Regions from separate parts of the Mus musculus genome. Here all the other regions are linked to region 2. A link is a loop called in an ENCODE intact Hi-C map of the cell type or tissue named here. Cell type or tissue: heart. All regions are shown on one strand. Links, peaks and the distances in the headings refer to the core of each region. The heading gives the core; the rest is flanking DNA. Region 1 overlaps Pitpnc1 (phosphatidylinositol transfer protein, cytoplasmic 1). Region 2 holds the start of Pitpnc1 (phosphatidylinositol transfer protein, cytoplasmic 1). Region 3 holds the start of Nol11 (nucleolar protein 11).

Region 1 (6,042 bases), core at 430-5,429, 260 kb after region 2:
GCTGTGTCAGTCACCTGGGTCTTCCAGATCTTTCCACTCTTCAGTGGCTTCTCTTCATGGCTAACCCAGTCATAAAAAGAGAGTGGAAACATTTGGGGGTACCTGTCAGATGGCCTGCACTAATCACGAAGTAGCACAGGAGCCACAGTGGGTGTCAGAGGTGAAGTGGATCAAATGCGGGACTTTTCAAGGCGTAGTTGGCACTTGTACTCCTTGAAGGGCTTTGCTCTTCAGCTGTCATGGTCTCTGAGAGGCTTTTCTGGAACTCTTTTGGGCTGTTTTACTCAGTCAGTTCCTTTTGACTTAGGCTAATCTACAGAGTAAGCTACAGTCTGTGCACACACGCATTCCTAGTGGGGGCTGGTGGTGAACTGAGATTTAGGGGTGCTACATAGTAGATCTAGCCTGAGACTTACTTAGCAAAGGCCTTAGAAAGCCCAGGGTTGTTTGACAGCCTTGGGTTTACTGAAAGCTGACTATATGGTATATACCAGAAATGGAAGCCTGTATTTAAATACATAGTTATCTCTTGGTCAGTGATGCTAACAAAGAGGCCCTAGGGATAACAAAGGACTCGTCCCCAAGTTGGCACATAGGTCTCAGCCAGATCTCTTACATGTGATCTTTCTCGGAACAGGATGAATTCTTGTGTTTGCCATGCCCAGGCCCTAGGGTAATAGTATTTATTATAAGATACTGGGAAACTCAAGAATGCAGTTTTTACATGACTGCTACTTTTGTTTTTTTGGTTCTGTTTTGTTTTGCTTTTCTAAGAAGTGAGAATGCAGGGTCTAGAGACAGCTCAGCAGTTCAGAGCACCTGCCCTTGTAGGTACCCAAGTTCAGTTCCTAGCGCCCATATCTAGTGGCTCACCACTTTCTGGTCCGGGGTATCCAGTGCCCTCTACTGTCCTAAGTAGGCATTGATTGCATGCATGCACATGTGTATACACACACACACATATACATAAACAAATGATAAATCCATTTTTTAAAAAAGAAATGAGAGCATAATTACAGAACTTTGAGAGGTAACTGTTGTGACAAAGGCTCTAGAATCGGAAGACCTTCTGGTAATGTTTTGGAAATGTTTAATCACACACACACACACACACACACACACACAGAGCATGATTTGGACTGTACCTTGCCAGGCTAGTGCATGCCATTGGCCACTGGATGCATGTGACCGCCTGAAAGCGGACTGGCTCCGCCTTCCCCCTGTCGTGCACGCGGTGATTGGGGTTTGCAGGAAACCAGTTGAAGCAAGAGTTGCTGAAGGTTTGCCCCATTTTGATCGAATACCTCCCAACTCTCCTTTTTTCCTGTTCTAAAGATAGGAATGTTCTTTTAAGGAAACTGTTCCAGAACGTTCCTTGCTTTAGATTACCTTTTCTCCTAGGAATGTCAAACCCAAAGAAAGCTACAGGGGAGGGAAGAAGGGACAAGGGATGCCTGAAGGGCACTGAGCACCACTGTTTTCAGGATCTAAGGCAGACATGGTGGCTGAGAGCTGAGGCAGGAGAATTGCCTTGAGTTGGAGGCCAGCCTGATCTATAATATGGGCCAAGGGGGAGGTGGGGTAGGGACAGAGCTTACAGCTTAAAGCCTTTGCATGTGTTCTTTCCGTTTTAACTCATCATTAGCGTTAAACTGTGTAGAGAAAGATGATAACTCAGAATGCACCCCCACCTTTTTTCTGGCTGTAAGAAACCCATTGTCACCATGATTGAAGTATAATGGTTATCTTATAATATTGCCCTCTTTCTTTGGGATACCATGAGATCGTGGATCATGTGTTGTGTTGTGTTGTTGTTGTTGTTTGTTTGTTTGTTTTTTGCAATTGTACTTTTTTTTTCCATAATGAAAAAAAGATGGTTAAAGCTGAGAGGCTGTGTGTACCACAAGTAAGTAGTGTGTGGATAGGCCAGCAAGATGGCCTATCAGGGAAAGACCCTCATCATACAAGCTTAGAGACCTGAGTTTGATTGCCAGGGCCCAGGTAACTGTGGAAAGAGTGAATTGGCTCCACATGTACACAGACACACACCCTAAGAATTAAAAATATTTTTAAAATGTATAAATAGTAATAAAGCCACATAATGGGGCTAGGGATGTAGCAAAGTGCTTAACTATGCAGAACCCTGGGCTAGATCCCTAACACCATATAAACGGTGGCCGCTGTCACAATCCCGGCACTGGTGAAATAGAGGCAGGAAGATCAGAGATCCAAAGTTATCCTCACCTACATACTGAGTTAGAGGCCAGCCTGATCTACCCAAGAGCCTATCAAAGAAAAAGAAAAATAATTTTAGCACCTTCACGGGTGCTAAAATGAAATTTAAATGATCACCCTGAAAATGGATAAGTTAAGTCGGAAGTAAGCAAAATTAACTTCCGTTAGCACACTAAAGAAAGAAACTAAAGAAAGAAGCAGTCTCGCTTGGCAAGTGAGAGGTTTCAAAGAGAAGAGGAGACTCTGAGGGGTTTTGGTTTTGGTTTTTTGGTTTTTTGGTTTTTTGAGTTTTTTGGGTTTTTTTTTTTTTTTTTTTTTAATCTAAATTCTGTGCTGTGTCCTTTCTGCCCCCTGCTGGAAACATACAATATCACAACATTTCAGCAACTTGTTAACCAAGTCACTTTTTCAAATTGCTATCCATTTATTAAAGATATATCCTAGTTCACTAAAATTCTATGTCGAATTCCAAGCAAATGCTGCTTTAAAGAAATGAATCTCACTCATTCACTTAAAAGTGGTAAGTTAATAGGTACGAGTTTTCTTAAAACCATATAAATTTTATATTATGTCAACACAATTGTAATTTTTTTTTATCTCCTTTATAAAAACTCTTCCCTTTCAGGAAATTTTTTAAAATTTCATAGGGAAATGGTCACAGATTCAATTTAATGGGAAGTGGGGGTTTTTTGTTTTTGTTTTTGTTTTTTTGAGTCTGGCATTTGATAGTGCATGCCTTTAATCCCTACACATGGGAGTCAGAGACAGGTAGATCTGGGTTTTGCAGTCCCAGAGCCTGGTCTACGAAGTTACCGGACCTTGGGGCCACACAGAACACCCCCACATACACAAAAAGTGTTTGTTGTTTTCTTTGTCCAGATGTTATGAAACCCAGTGGTGTGACTTGGTGGTAGAGCCCCTGCCTGGCATACTCGGGGCCCTGGATTTGATCCCCAGCCCCACAAAGAACACCTAATGATTAACATAGGTTGTCAGTGTTCATGCCACATTCAACACTGCAAAGAGACCTGAACCACTGAGACCATGGCAGAGGGCCAGAAGAACTGAATGAGCCTGAGTAAGCCAACGTAGATACACACAACACACATGCATGCACACACATTCATACAGACACAGACACCACGTACATGACACACCTATGCATGCATACACACACACACACACACACAAATATTTTTAATGCATACTAACTAGGCTAATGAGATGGCTCACCAAGTAAAGGCAGCCACTGCTGCCGAGCCTGGCAACCTGAATTCAACCCAATGAACCCGATCCTCTCTCCCCCGAGACTCAGCCACCCACACCACACACAGCAAATAGATAGATAAAGTGTATTTCAGTCATTCCTTAATACTTACTAAGAGTCCTTTGAAAACTCTTGGGTTAATATCCAAAAAAAGAAATGTTCTTTTCCGGGATGTGTCTTAGTAACACAGATGTGGGGGGCAGGGGAGAAAAAAAAATGAGGGTCTAATATTTCAAAGACATGTCAAGTTTGTGATTGGGTAGGCATCAGCTTCATGGTAGTGTCCCCAGATTTAGCAATAAACCCATTTGCCCGTCCGAACAGTAACTATTCTTTTCTCCGCTTTTCCCTTTGAAGACATGACAATGGATGAAGTGCGAGAGTTCGAAAGAGCCACTCAGGAAGCCACCAACAAGAAGATTGGCGTTTTCCCACCGGCCATTTCTATCTCCAGCATCGCCCTACTGCCTTCCTCGGTGCGCAGCGCCCCCTCCAGCGCCCCATCCACCCCTCTCTCCACAGATGCGCCAGAATTTCTGTCCATTCCCAAAGACCGGCCCCGGAAAAAATCTGCTCCAGAGACGCTCACACTTCCAGATCCGGAGAAAAAAGCCACCCTGAATTTACCTGGCGTCTACACTTCCGAAAAGCCATGTCGGCCCAAATCAGAGTAACTCGGTCTGAACATCCCTTTGGGTCCTTTGTTTTCATTTGTGGCTTTTTTTTTTTTTTTTTTTAAAGAATTCTCTGGACGAGGAAAAGACTGCCTCCTTCACTCAGATGTGTTCTTGGATCTCAGACAATGCATGTGGTTAAATAATCTCACAGATAGCAAGAACCCCTACGTGTGCCACACAGCATCATAGTGAATGTGAAAAGTATGATTTAGGGAAAACAAAAAACAAAAAAAAAAAACAAAAAAACGAAAGGAAACAAAACAGGAGGGGCTGAGGACACCGCTCAGTGGGTAGAGCTGCTACAGCTACTGTGGAACCCGGGGTTCCATCCCAGCCATGGTAACCAGGCAGGAGGATCAGAAGTTCAGGGTCAACCTCAGCTACATACAGAGTTTGAGGCCAGCCTGAGTTATTTGAGACACTGTCTCAAGAACAATCAAACAAAACCCACAGAATCTTCTCTAGCTTTAGATGTGGACCAGGGAGGAAGCCTTGTTTTGGGGGCTTTGGTGAGTCTGATGTGGACCTCAATGGTAAAAGGGTAAATGGATGAGAAAACTTTTTTTTTTTTTTTTGGTAAGGTGTGGTAAATTAATGATGTCAGTTTCCTCCCATCAAACCTGAAATTCTCAACAACAACAAAAAAAAAAAAAAAGAAAAAAAAATACTCTCAGGTGTCACATGCCTAATTGTTCTCTTTTGGGACTGCTGACTACCAATACTTGAATTCCAGTTGTTATCAATATTCCTATTTTGATTTAGTCTGACTCAGGATTTGGAGCCTGATTAACTTCTTAAATTTTTGAAAATTTTAATAACCAACTTCTTGAGGCTCCAAGTGCAATTAATGATAATGTCTTTATACCTTTTCACAAAATTTAATAAAGCACCCATCTGTTTGCGTCTCTTCGCTTCCCCTTTTTGTGCCCTGGTGGCTTCTCAAATCTTGCCTGGATGACTTATGACCACAACTAATACAATGTGGAATATTCCGGAAACAGAGAGCCCCAGGTGAGACAGACATCTTCTCTTCAGGGACCTGCAAAGTTTGACTTGTGAGCTTCATCCATAACGATTCTCAGAAATTTCGACAAGCTAAGTAGAATTCATTGACAGTCTCCCACTTGAGGAAATTGAGGATAGACTAAGGGACCCGGGTTTAACTAGCCAGTGTCTGAACCACACAGAAGAGAAGCCACGCCTCCTGGTTTACTCTTAGGAACACCCAGATATTCCTGGAAATGGTTTGCCCATCACCAGGCTTTAGGAAGCACCACCATTCTCTTAGGCCTTCCTTATAATCTAAATATCGGGGGCCAGGGTGTAACTCGATTGTAGAGTTCTTGCCTAACATTCAGGAGGCCCTGGGACTGATCCATAACCCTGCAAAAAAGGAAATAATCCAGCTATTGCCTGTGTCCCTGGAATCCAGTAAATACAGGCAGGCGGGAGGAGTGGAATCGCAGGCTCCTATTTGTACAGAGGTGTGATCATAAATGTCCCTTTTTGTCTTGCTCTCATTGCTGAATGAAGGGGACATGTATGCCGACAGCTGGTGAGGTCAGTAGGTCATCAAAGTGGCAGAAAGAGAAATCTGTCACCCTTACACCTCACTGCCTTTAAACCCACAAGGAAGGGAAGCAGATAGAGCAATGCAGGTGGCTGGGGAGCTCCAGAGCCCATGTCCTAGCTGTCCCTTCCTGACTCGTGACCTTCAACCTCAGGAAAGGAAATGCCCCCCCCCCCCCCAATCCAGATCCCAAAGGAAGCAAAACAGACCAGGGAGTATATTCTCCTTCCCTGACACCTCCCAGCCGGTGGACCCTGCCTGCACCCTCTCTTCAGTCTCCACATTCTGCAACA
Region 2 (6,042 bases), core at 728-5,727:
AAAAACAAAACAAAACAAAATTTCTCAGGGTGTTTGGTTTACCTTTAATTAGCTGCTGTAAATATTTCAGAGCCAACTTTGGGAAGCATTTATCTAGAAAATAGTTTTCTTTCTTTGTCTCTCTTTCTTTCTTTCTTTCTTTCTTTCTTTCTTTCTTTCTTTCTTTCTTTACCAGAATATAAGCTATGTTTAGGGTGTCATTTTCCTAGCAGGCTGGATCATGTTCCCTGAGCTCTAAACTTGGGTCATCTGGACAACATTAGCCAGAGCCCACCCTCATTATGTTGATTAGTGACTTATTGAGCATCATTTTAACATACTATACCATTGAGGCCTGCAGAGTCTGCATTGCCCAATGCAAGCTCTATGGGTGAATGTGGGTCTCCAGAACTCACAAATGCACACACACACACACACACACACACACGTTTGTGTGAACATATGCATCTATGTTTGAGAGCCAGTGATGTTTACACATTATCCTCCTATAGGCAGTGGATGCACTTTTTTCCTCCATTTTTAGGAAAACAAGCTAAAAAAAAAAAAAAAAAAAAAAAAAAACAAACCAAAACCGAATGCCAGACAAATGAAAACCAGACTTCAGCAGTTACATGCTGCTTCCTGAGTAACTAAAGAATGTGCTTCTTGTGGTTAAAATGAGAGATCTGTTTAATATGGATGAAATACCAACACCCCGGGCATTTTTATTGACATTTCACTGTGACTTTTTGAACTTAGGAGTGCTGACACGAAAACCTATTCTTTCTGCTCTGGGAAGCCTGCAGTTGGGATTGCAGAGAGCCAGGGAGAAAGAGGTAGCAGGCAATGCTTCTCTCTCTCTCTCTCTCTCTCTCTCTCTCTCTCTGTGTGTGTGTGTGTGTGTGTGTGTGGTTGCGAGCGCGCACGCATTTTTACTCTGTTTTCACCAACACTGCTGCAGAACTCCGCCTTGAGAGCATGTTAGAAAAACCCATTCTAAAACCATCATTTCTCTTGCTCCGGCCTTGCTTACTCCATCAGAGAGAAAAAAATGTTCGCTGTGAGCATTTGTAAACACGCCCCCAGCCCCAAAGTCAAGGGGCACTAGTGCACTTTGGAAACGGTTTCCAAAGCGACTAAGTAGAGAGCCCTATGGCACCCAGGTTACATTTGAAAACAGATCCAACGTTGTAAGAGTCCAGGATAGCTTCTTTGCGATTCTCTGTTCTCTTTGCGTTAGCTGTTCTAGGTTCTGGGACAGCCCTGGCGTCTGGCAGCAGACGGGAGAGACATGCTGTTTTGTTTAAATCCTCCACATTCTTTGCCATTTCCCCATTGGCCGGATGGGGCTACCCTCCCCGCCGCGGCCGCTGCTGATGTCAGCCTCGTCGCTCTCGCTCCTCCCGCACCCACCTCCCTGCCCCAGGCACACTGCAGCTCGGCGCGGACTCTCCAGTCGCGGCGAGGTGGCTGCAAACTCACGGGCACGCACGGCGCTCTCAGAGCCGAGGGACTCGGGGGAGGGGACGCGCGCAAGCCGCTGGCAGCCAACCGCCTAGGTTGAAGACACCCGGGGCCCAGAGCAGGGCAGAGCCTTGGCGGCTGCGGCTTCCCTTTTCTCTCTCAGCTGAGCTCCGGAGAGACTCGGGGACTGGCCCTAAAAAAGAGCAGGAAATCTTGTTTACCGCCCGGGGAGAGGAGCCCATCGAGCCTTTGTTTGGAAAGTCAGCATCGCCTGCTCCCGCGGCAATGTGTTCCTGGTGACATTAACCCACGGTAGACGGGTAGGAGAAAAAGGGGGCTCGCCAGGTTCAGCTCTGCTTTCGGAGGAGGATCCAGAGGAGACTTTTGTGCGTTTGTTTGAATTTGTGGAAATCCCTTTTCCTCCTCCTTTTGCCTCTCTTGCCCGCCGCCGGGCATGTCCTGATCTGGTGGCCGCGCCTACCAGCCCGGGGCTGCTGATCCGAGCTGTCTCCCGCGGGTCTCCCTCCCTCAGTGCCTGACTTTGCAATACCGAGAGGGCTGATCTCTGCGAGGAAGGAGGCGGGGGAGTCACAGACACCGGGACCCGAAGCTTGACATGCTCCGGGGCGGACCGGAGGCAGTTAGGAGCTGAGCGCACCACCGGGGCTGCTTCGCTTGCCGGTTCCCAGCGTCTTTGCCCTCCTCTGGGCTCCAGCCTTGCTCATCTGTTGGGACGCCCCCTTCTTTCCCGAGGTCTGCGGCCGGCAGGAACATGCTGCTCAAGGAGTACCGAATCTGCATGCCGCTCACCGTGGACGAGGTAGGCACCGCGCCCGGCCTCGCCCGCTCCGGGTCCCCAGCCGCCACCACTCGGCCGGCGGGTCCACTGCGTGCGGCGGGGAAACCCTGGCGCCCAAACCTGGAGGCTGGAGGGGGAGGAGGCAGGGGATTCGCTGTTCCCACTCGTCACCCCAGCAGAGGAAAGGCGGCGTGGGGGTGGGGCGGGGGAGTCCAGGTGAGCTCTTCGGGGACATCTAGAATCAGATTCCTGGGGACCACAATGCGTCACAGGGAGCTGTTGCGCCCCCTCCCTCCAATTAAGCAAATGCACAGAGTATAAGAGCCCAAGCATGCTCTGCAGCCGGAGTATCGGGGTAACCGGCCGTGGTGGTAGCCACTGTCCCCATGTCCTCTTTACAAGGTGGGCTTGCAGGGACAAATTCCGCGCGGGTGGGATCTGCAGACCAGAGTCCCGCCTTGGGGGCATGTGGGAGGCCTGGAGAGGGTCCGTTTAGAACCCGACTTCTTGTCGCCTCCGGTCTAGGCGCTGGCTCCTGCCCAGCCGAGCATCCAGGCTCCCTCCGCGATCTGGATTGTCCTTTGCTGACCGCCTGGCTCGGAAACTTTCTGCGTGTCTCGTTCCTTCCGCGGCGGGGAGCGTGGTCTTAGGAAGAGCCCCAGTGGTGGGGCCTGCGGCGCGGCCACCGGAGGGCGCTCCAGGCCGTCAGGCCGGGCCCTCCTGGCTCTGAGTATCGGGGCTGCAGGGTGGGGGGCTCCCCGCTCAAGGGCTCGGCCTCCACGCGCAGGTCAGCTTGCATTCTTCCGATTCCTTCTCCGCCCCCCGTCCCCCCTATCCGCGAGCTCCGCCATTGAGGAAACAGTGACTCAGTGAGGGTCACTCCGGCCCGGGCTTCCTTTTCGTTCCCCTTTCTCCCCACCTCTTTGGATATTTCATAAGTGCTTTGCGTCTGTCCAGGGACACACAGCCAGAACATGAAGCCAATCAAGGCAATTTGGGAAAGACTCCTGTGGTTTGATGTGGCAACAAATGAAATCAGCGATCCACGACGTATTTGTATTTAAAACCGGTGCATTTAATCTATCAGACATGTGATCTACTCACTACTTTGTGAAAGGGGCCTTGTGCTTTTGTGTTACTCAGACTATGTCTGGCTCCCTGCCCCCCCCCCCACCTCCCAGGGTGGTGGTGGTGGGGGCAATCTTCCTTCTGCATCTGGCGCCAGTGTTAAGGTGAGACCCTAGGACAATCCAAGGTAGGATCAAAGTAGCCTGAAGTTTACAAAACACTTGACACTCTACACTGGCTGCCAAAGACCGAGAGGGATAGCTTAGCCATGCCCCTCTCCCCACCCCCAGCCTTATCAACGAGCGTTTCTGGGGTGGCAGCATTTTGAACTAGGTCTTAAATGGTAGTTAGGTGCCTTATCAATGGGGAAGCAGCATACAGCTTTGTGGAGAATGAAGAAAGGCAAATGAATGGGATTGGACGTGCACACACACACCCCTCCCTGGTGCTGGTGTTTTGTGGACATGCTGTCTTCGCACCTCTGGGACTGCTGAGCAGGACCAGGGCAACCTGGAGGTGTCCGTATGCTTCCACTTCATTTCCTGCTTTGACTGTGGTTAATAGATAGGACTGTGCCATCCTAGGGCGCCAATGGGACTCAGTCAAATATTGAGGCAGGTTCTTTCTATGTAGTCCTGGCTGTCCTACAACTCACTATCTAGCCCGGACTGGCTTCGAACTCACAGAGATCTGTCTGCTGAGTTTAAGTGTATGTCACCGGGCTCAGCCATTCTTCCATGCTAACATCTGTTCATTATCCTGGTTGGTTTCCTTCAGATACTTTGTTAAGCACAGGGCAGCATCTCCCCCCCCTCCCCCCCCCCCCCGCATTTGTTTAAGTATTCAGTGTAATAACTGCATTTGAATGGTTTAGGTGGATGGTTTTTCCTTTCTATTCTCTTTTCCCTCTCTCTCTCTCTCTCTCTCTCTCTCTCTCTCTCCCTCCCTCCCTCCCTCCCTCCCTCCCTTCCTCCCTTCCTCCCTCCCTCTCTCTCTCTCTTACTTTCTCTCTCTCTTTCTTTCTTTCTTTCTTTCTTTCTTTCTTTCTTTCTTTCTTTCTTTCTTTCTTTCTCTTTCTTTCTACAGGGTTTCTCTGTAGCCTTGACTGACCTCAAACTCAGAGATCCACCTGACTCTGCTGCCTCTCACGTGCTGGGATCAAAGGAGTGTGCTGCCACCCCTGTCTAGAATGACTTTTCTTAATCGGCCAAGGAAGCCAGGCTCTACCTATAGGATAATTATAAATCCTGCACGTGAAACCTGTTTAGACTAAAGTAAGTGCGATTCCATTTCTATGAGGTCATATTCTGATGTTTAACTTTTATTTTTATTTATTTTTTTATTATGTACTCTTTGTGGTTCTGGGGGTTGAACGTGGCCTTGAGCAGGGGAAACAACTTTCTGCCTCTGAGCTACATCCTCAGCCTGAGGTCTTATTGTGAAATTGTTCTCTGCTTTGTCAGTTTAGATTGGAGGTCTCAGATAGAAAAAAATTCTATCTGAATTTTTAAACTGTAGCTTACCCCAGAGCTTCTCCCATCCCATGGTGGTGCCCTGCTAGCTGGCCTTAATACTCAGTGCTGGGGAGTAACTAAAGTGTTTGGTAGCAGAAGGTGGTTCCTGCAGATTAAGTGGTCTCTGGTAGCTCAACATTGGCTTCAGCTTCTGGCTCCCTTTGGACTTGGTGTAACCTGTGTGGACCTTCTGGTGCTTGCTTCTGATTAACTTTGCACGTTAATTAGCACTCACTGGATTTTGCCAAGGAAGTAAATGCCCGAGTTTTGGGGAGTCCATGTCTGGTCTCTGTGTCTTTCCCTTCTCCCCTGACTCTACATGGCCTCTGGTCTCTAGTCTCTGGGGTGTAATGGCTGCTCCACTGATAAATACTAATAATCCCAGCGCTTGGGAGGTGGAGGCTGGAGAGATTTTAGAAACTTTAAGGTCATCCTCAGCTATAAAGTAAGTTTGAAGTCAGTCATGAAACTTTTTTGGTTGCTCTCCCCTCCCCCACAAAACAAGGTTAAATGCTGTATTCCAGGCTGCGCAACTAGTTAATAGCCAAGCCAGGAGGAGCGTGCTGGTAATGCTTTTGTTTGTTTTTCCTTTCCCTGAGCTCCACAGTGTTTGATCCAGGAAAAGGAAAATCATTTCTTGAAAGCAGATACAGTCAGCACTGTCATCGAAATAAAAAAAAAAAAAAAAAAAACCAGGGTCCCTTGAATTGTTGCAGATAGCATTGACTTCTACTGTCTCTCTCTCTCATAAAATGTTCCCCAGTTCCAGGAAAGAGAACAGCTCCGCGAGACGGAGCAAATAGAGTGGAGCTTCTCTCTAGAGCAGGGTGTTAATGGTATGCTTGTAGGTGCTTCAGTGGAAGAAAGCTTGCAGAGCAAGATTGAAGCCCTGGGTTTGCAACACAACACACACACACACACACACACACACACACACACACGGTTCGAGAGGAGGGGGGGATTGAGAGTTTCTGAATAAGGAATTTAAAAAGTAACATTCCATGGATTAGTTGAGATTATATATGCTGGTGTATATGTTGAAGCCAAAGCCAGAGAACAACCTTGGGTGGCCTTTCTCAGATCACCGGTTTTTTTTTTTTTTTTTTTATATGAGGCCTTACACAGTCCTGGGACTATTTGCCAAGTCAGCTAGGCTGGCTGACTGGTGAGCCCCAGAGATCTGCCTGTTTCTTCCTCTGTGCTGGGGAGTCACCATAC
Region 3 (5,843 bases), core at 844-5,843, 280 kb after region 2:
TCCAGTGAGTTGCAGGACAGCCAAGGCTACATACACAAAGAAACCCTGTTTCAAAAGACAAAAAAAAAAACAAAAAACAAAAATCTCTAGATGCAGGCCCTGGGTTTTGAAAAGACACACCCCATACTATGATGAACGACCTTAGATTCTCTCTCTAATGCTTGCTTCAGAGAAACTACCCCCAGAGATGCTTGCTGCTGGAGTTCTATTATTCCATTCCTTGCTGCAGTCTGAACATTCGCTTCCACAGCAGGCTAAGACCCCAGATCTGAAAAGCACAGCTCAGACACCTTACATGTGGTTTAAGAACCACTGCAAGTCTCAGATAATATGGCTGGCAGCATCTGCTTCCTCCACACAATGGTCCCTATACATCCTATATCGCATCCTATATATATCCTTTATCGTATGCTTTAACCGGGCGGGGATCTGACTCAACAGTTAAGAGTGCTTGCTGCTCTTGCAGTGGACCCTGCTTCCATTCCCAGCACCCACATGGTGCCTCACAGATATCTGCAACTCCAGTTCCAGGGGGTCTGACATGCTCGTGTGGCATCTGAGGGTACCAGGCGCTTACTTCGTACACAGACATACAAGCAGGTGAAATATCCACACACACCAAGTAAAAATAAAACCCATTTTTAAAATTTTTTTCCTAGACAGTGTTCATCTTTGTAGCCCTGGCAGTCCTGGAACTTGCTTGTAGAGCAAGCTGGCCTCGAATTTACAGAGATGTGCCTGCCTCTGTTTCCAGAGTGCCTGGATTAAAGGTGTGTTCTGCAACCGCCACCACCCAGGAAAAAAAAATGTGGTTTTTATTTAATTTTTTTCAGTTACTGCAGCACTTTTAGTTTTCTTTACACAATGACGTGTTACTAGGCCTAACTGAACAGTGGAAAACCAAAATTTGTCATTTTCTAAAAAAGTATTGAGCACAAAAAACTTTACATAAATTAAAAGGATGAATACATTGACAGGAATCAAGTTCAAGGTAAATAACAACCCCATGGCAGTCAGGAGGGGAAAAAACAGACTGGGAACTGGGTCCTAAGGCTGGCTCCAACTTTCCTATCCTTGGACCAGCAAGATGGAGGGAGTGACTGGTTCAGGAACCCTTGCCAGCCTCAGGAAATCCTGGAAGTCTGCTGTCTGTTAATAACCTGCATAGATCACTCCGAGGTGTTCACACTGATCCAAAAGGCAGGGGATTTCTTTTCCACAGTATGCTCTTACCAGCCACCAAGTGACAGAGCCACATGGACTAAGGACTAAATCAAGATATGCACAGGGTATATCAACCGTATCAAGGGAACAATGAACTTAAATACAAGGTCAAAAAAATCAGCAACAAATTCTACGATTCAGTACTGATATCAGATATAAGTTTCAAGGACAAATTTCTTTTCCAAGGCTTCTTCCAGTTTCATGAGGCTAGCATGAGGTGTGTACATTTGCCTGGGCCGGTCGATACTTCAGCCCATGCAGCAGATACCTGACACCTGCTCAGTCCATCTAGAAGAATTTGCGGTGGATGATGGGGGCGGGGAGGGGACACGGACAGAGTTCTCATACTTGCTGATCCACATCTGCTGGAAGGTAGACAGTGAGGCCAAGATGGAGCCATCAGTCCAGCCTGAGGATTTGCGCTAAGGGATGGTAATGATCTTAATTTTTGTTGTGCCAAGTGCTAGGGCTGTAATCTCCTTCTGCATCCTGTCAGCATTGCCTGAATACAGGGTGGTACCACCACATGTCATGAGGGAGTTGAAGGGAGTCTTATGGATGCCACAGGACTCCATGTCCAGGAAGGAAGGTTGAAAGAGTCCCGTCTGGACACCATAATCACTCATTGTTAACAGTGATTACCTGCCCATCAGGCAACTCATAGCTCTTCTCCAAGGAAGGGGAGGATGCAACAGTAGTCATTTCTTGCTCAAAATCCAGGGCAACATGGCAGAGCCCCTCCTTAATGTCACCTACAACTTCTGTCTCAGCTGTGGTAGTAAAGCTGTAGCCTGGCTCAGTCAGGATCTTATGAGGTATCATGAGGTCGTCTATCAGGTCCTGACCAACCAGGTCCAGACACAAGATAGTGCTGGTGGTGGATACAGATACAAATAAACAAGGGCCTAGTGATACATATTACCAGGTAAGTTCCAGGCCAGCCTAGAGTACAGAATACCCCATTTCAAACAAAACAAAACAAAACAGAAACAATGTGTGTATGTATGTATATATGTGTATAGACATATGCATACATTGTGCAACAGTTTGCTCAAACTGCAGTAGTGCCTCTGAATGCTTCCTAGGAGGGAAGAAGGAGGTGCAAGATCTAGGAGACTCAGGAAGTAAACAAAATTTTCAAGTCTAAGTAAGCTGCAACCTGTAAAATTCACAAGCCCCACCTCCAAATTATACAAGCAGTAAACTGTCCTGGCCTTAGCTGTCTGTCAGAGAGTGGGGGAATCTTCAGAAATGAAACTTGTGTGATTCTTCACCCATACTGAGGTTAATGGAAGCATGGCTAACGTGAGCACAGAGCACTGTTGATTTCATTCTGTGAATGCATCTCCCAGGAGCCAAGGCTGGCTGCCAACCTGTCGATCAGTCTGCCTCAGCCTGCCAAGGGCTGGGCAAGTCCTGCTAAGTTTCTTTTTTTGTTTGTTCTTAAAGACAGTCTTAGGGCTGGAGAGATGGCTCAGAGGTTAAGAGCACTGGCTGCTGTTCCAGAGGTCCTGAGTTCAATTCCCAGCATCCACATGGTGGCTCACAACCATCTGTAATGGGATTTGATTCACTCTCTTCTAGTGTGTCTCTGAAGACAGCTGTAGTGGACTCATATAAATAAAACAAGCCTGGCATGGTGGTGCACTTGAGAGGCAGAGGCAGGCAGATTTCTGATTTCAAGGCCAGCCTTGTCTACAGAGTGAGTTCCAGGACAGCCAGGGCTATACAGAGAAACCCTGTTTCATAAAACCAAAAAAAAAAAAAAAAAAGATAAAACAAAAAACCTTTAAAGACAGTCAGTCTTGGGGCTGGCGAGATGACTCAGTGCTAAGAGCACTGACTGCTCTATCAAAGGTCCTGCGTTCGAATCCCAGCAACCACATGGTGGTTCACAACCATCGTAATGAGACCTGACACCTTCTTCAGGCACATCTGAAGACAATTACAGTGTACTTATGTATAATAATAAATAAAAACTTAAAAAAAAAAAGATAGTCAGTCTTTCTGTGTAGCTAAGGCTGGCCTAGAATTCTATGTAGACCAAATTGATCTCGAATTTACTGAGATCCCCCTGCCTCAGTCTCCAGAGTGCTGGGATCAAAGGCATGTGCCGCCACGCCCAGCTAGATTTCGGGTTTTTGTTTTGTTTTGTTGTTTTTTTAATCAAAAGAGTTGTACATTCTGATAATCTGGAAAAGATTTCTCTACCAGCACCAAAAACGATAGTTAAAATAAATGCCCACGAACTAGCCGTCTCTGGAGGGTTAGGGTAAGCGAGATTAGGCATTTTGAAACAGAACCTTAACTGCCATCTGCAGGTTAATATTTTTCCCTTCTGGCATATTGTGGTAGGACTTTTTAGAGTTCACTAGCATATTTTTAAAATATGTTTTTTTTTATATCAGGCCGTTTTTAAACTTATCTCTCACCTTCCAAGAGGTGAAACAAGAGGGCAAGGGAGCCGACTCAGCGATTTCTGTCTCTACTAGCCGGGAGGCGTGGCCTCGAGGGTCTTGAGCGTTCGCACGTGGTCTAGACTCCACCCACTGGGCGGTGTTCGCCTCCTCCTCTTCCGCCCGCCAGGGGTCGCAGTTCTGCTCGAGCTGATTTTCCTCCTTGGTGTCGGTCGCTCTCGCGAGAGGAAGCACAAAGGCTGCCGGGAAGCATGCCCGGGCTGTAGGCCAACCCAAAATGGCAACCCTGGAAGAAGAATTCACGTTGTCTACTGGAGTCTTAGGCGCCGGGCCTGAGGGATTCCTAGGTGTAGAGCAGACTGACAAAGCCGACCAGTTCCTAGTGACGGACAGCGGCAGGACCGTCGTCCTTTACAAGGTGAGGACGGTGGGGCTGGCCGGCAGGTGTCTCGCCTCTGTCCGAAGCCGGGGGCGGGAGGCTTGAGTTTCTCACACTTGGGAAGGAAAGCCGGGAGCGGGCGTGACAGAGACCCGGGGTGCGACAGAGTCGGCGGGACGCCGCATGAGGTTCAGAAGTTGTTTGTCAGTAGTGAGGACCGGCGTATTTCCGAGTGACGTGCGGCGGTGTCTGGGTGCACATGGGATGAGCTGGGGACCTGTGCCTCCCCTTTCCCCGGGGACAGAGCCTGGCCGAGGGGACCACGTCTGTCACCCAGCAGCTTGCATGACACTGACAGGTTGAAAATGTGTGTTCTCCAGGACATCCTCCGCTCCTTGGGGTCCCGGGGGCGGGGTGAGTCGGATGGTGGGAAGAGGCAGGGATTTCTTGGTGTCCTAGAAAGATTGGACAGTTCTGCATCACACTGTGAAAGTCGCAGTCTCACCCGCTTTGCAGCCTGATTCCCGGCTCAACAAGCATACGTAGAGCCTTGTTATAGCAATCATCTACAAAGCACGTTTTTTAAGCTGGAGTTTTGAAGTTTGTTGTTGTTGTCGTCATTTTGGTTAGTATTTTGGGTTTTCGAAACAGGGTTTCTCTGTGTAGCCCTGGCTGTCCTGACTCTGTAAACCGAACTCATAGAGATGCATTGGAATTAAAGGCGTGTGCCACCACCACCAATGCCCCTGAACAGTTTCTTGTGTCATTAAAAAAGTTATCCATCTGCAAGGGCTGGAGAGAGTATTGGCTGCTCTTCCGGAGGACTGGGGTTCAATTCCCAGCACCCACATTGCAGCTCACAACTGTAACAACGGGATCTAACACCCTCACACAGACATACAAGCAAACAAAACACCAGTGTACGTAAAAACAACAGGAACAACCGAAAAACTAAGTTATTCAGGAAAAAAAAAGTTACCCAAGTGTTTTATTGTTTTGGGGACAGGTTGCCAACAATCCCCTATACTGTTGGTTTAAACTTCCCTTCAAACTTGGGGCTGTCTACTAATTTGGCAGTTTCTGCATAGGAATACAATAGTTGATGACAGTTAGGTGGACTTGCACCAACCTGATTTTCTCTACCTCTGTTCCACAAGTAATCAATTCTTTTTTTTTTTTTAATATTTATTTATTTATTATATGTAAGCACACTGTAGCTGTTTTCAGACACTCCAGAAGAGGGCATCAGATTTTTTGTTACAGATGGTTGCGAGCCACCATGTGGTTGCTGGGATTTGAACTCAGGACCTTTGGAAGAGCAGTCGGCGCTCTTAACTGCTGAGCCATCTCTCCAGCCCCCAATCAATTCATTTTTAATTGTATCATTGTTCATACAGAGTGTCTTGTATTAATTTTCATATTGTTAAGAGTTTTGGAGGATTTTTGTTTTGTTTTTGAGACAGGTCTGGCTTTGGGTTTTTGTTTGTTTGTTGTTGTTGTTTGAAACAGTTTCTCCCTGTGTATCTCTACCTGTCCTGAAACTCACTATATAGACCAGGCTGGCCTCTGGCTCCACCTTCCAAGTGCTGGGATCAAAGGCATGCAGAATTCCCTATCCTGTCTCAGCCTCCCAGTGCTAAGGATACAAGTGTGAACCATCACACCTAGTTAGAATTTAAAGATGACACTTGATCATCACAACTGCTAAGTGTGCAAATAGTGAAATGGTACATTGTTGTATAGACATCACCACAATCCACCTCCAAGGAACTCTTAATCTGTGCAAGTTCTGAGGGCTGTTGAGATGGCCCAGCTGGTAAAGG

Evidence for each region. Peaks named below come from ENCODE experiments on the same cell type or tissue, not always from the same donor. Only the 100,000 strongest peaks of a DNase experiment are listed, where the experiment ranks them.
Region 1: it touches region 2 in a loop (6-fold over the local background); 30 of 42 quality-filtered maps call a loop at or near these places.
Region 3: it touches region 2 in a loop (3-fold over the local background); 9 of 42 quality-filtered maps call a loop at or near these places.

What each region holds. Positions count from the first base shown.
Region 1 is chr11:107,210,476-107,216,517 of GRCm38, reverse strand. It overlaps Pitpnc1 (phosphatidylinositol transfer protein, cytoplasmic 1), which reads left to right. Exons shown (of 9, transcript NM_001359616.1): 9 at 3,860-6,042. The coding sequence ends at 4,176. Among named protein-coding and RNA genes, the nearest start is that of Nol11, 24 kb to the right of the region's middle. In heart, for the core only: CTCF peaks have their summits at 933 (motif pointing left) and 2,597 (motif pointing left); no DNase peak of the experiment used is centred there.
Region 2 is chr11:107,466,112-107,472,153 of GRCm38, reverse strand. It overlaps Pitpnc1 (phosphatidylinositol transfer protein, cytoplasmic 1), which reads left to right and starts at 1,434. Exons shown (of 9, transcript NM_001359616.1): 1 at 1,434-2,263. The coding sequence starts at 2,216. In heart, for the core only: a CTCF peak has its summit at 2,925 (motif pointing right); DNase peaks (open chromatin) are centred at 1,423, 2,203, 2,283, 2,963 and 1 weaker place; H3K4me3 peaks cover 3,205 bases; H3K27ac peaks cover 3,410 bases.
Region 3 is chr11:107,187,333-107,193,175 of GRCm38, reverse strand. Nol11 (nucleolar protein 11) reads left to right here and starts at 3,795. Exons shown (of 18, transcript NM_133702.3): 1 at 3,795-4,059. The coding sequence starts at 3,919. Gm39425 (a long non-coding RNA gene) reads right to left here and starts at 3,849. Exons shown (of 3, transcript XR_880257.3): 1 at 3,657-3,849. It also overlaps the pseudogene Gm11718. In heart, for the core only: a CTCF peak has its summit at 3,804; a DNase peak (open chromatin) is centred at 3,795; H3K4me3 peaks cover 1,704 bases; H3K27ac peaks cover 1,096 bases.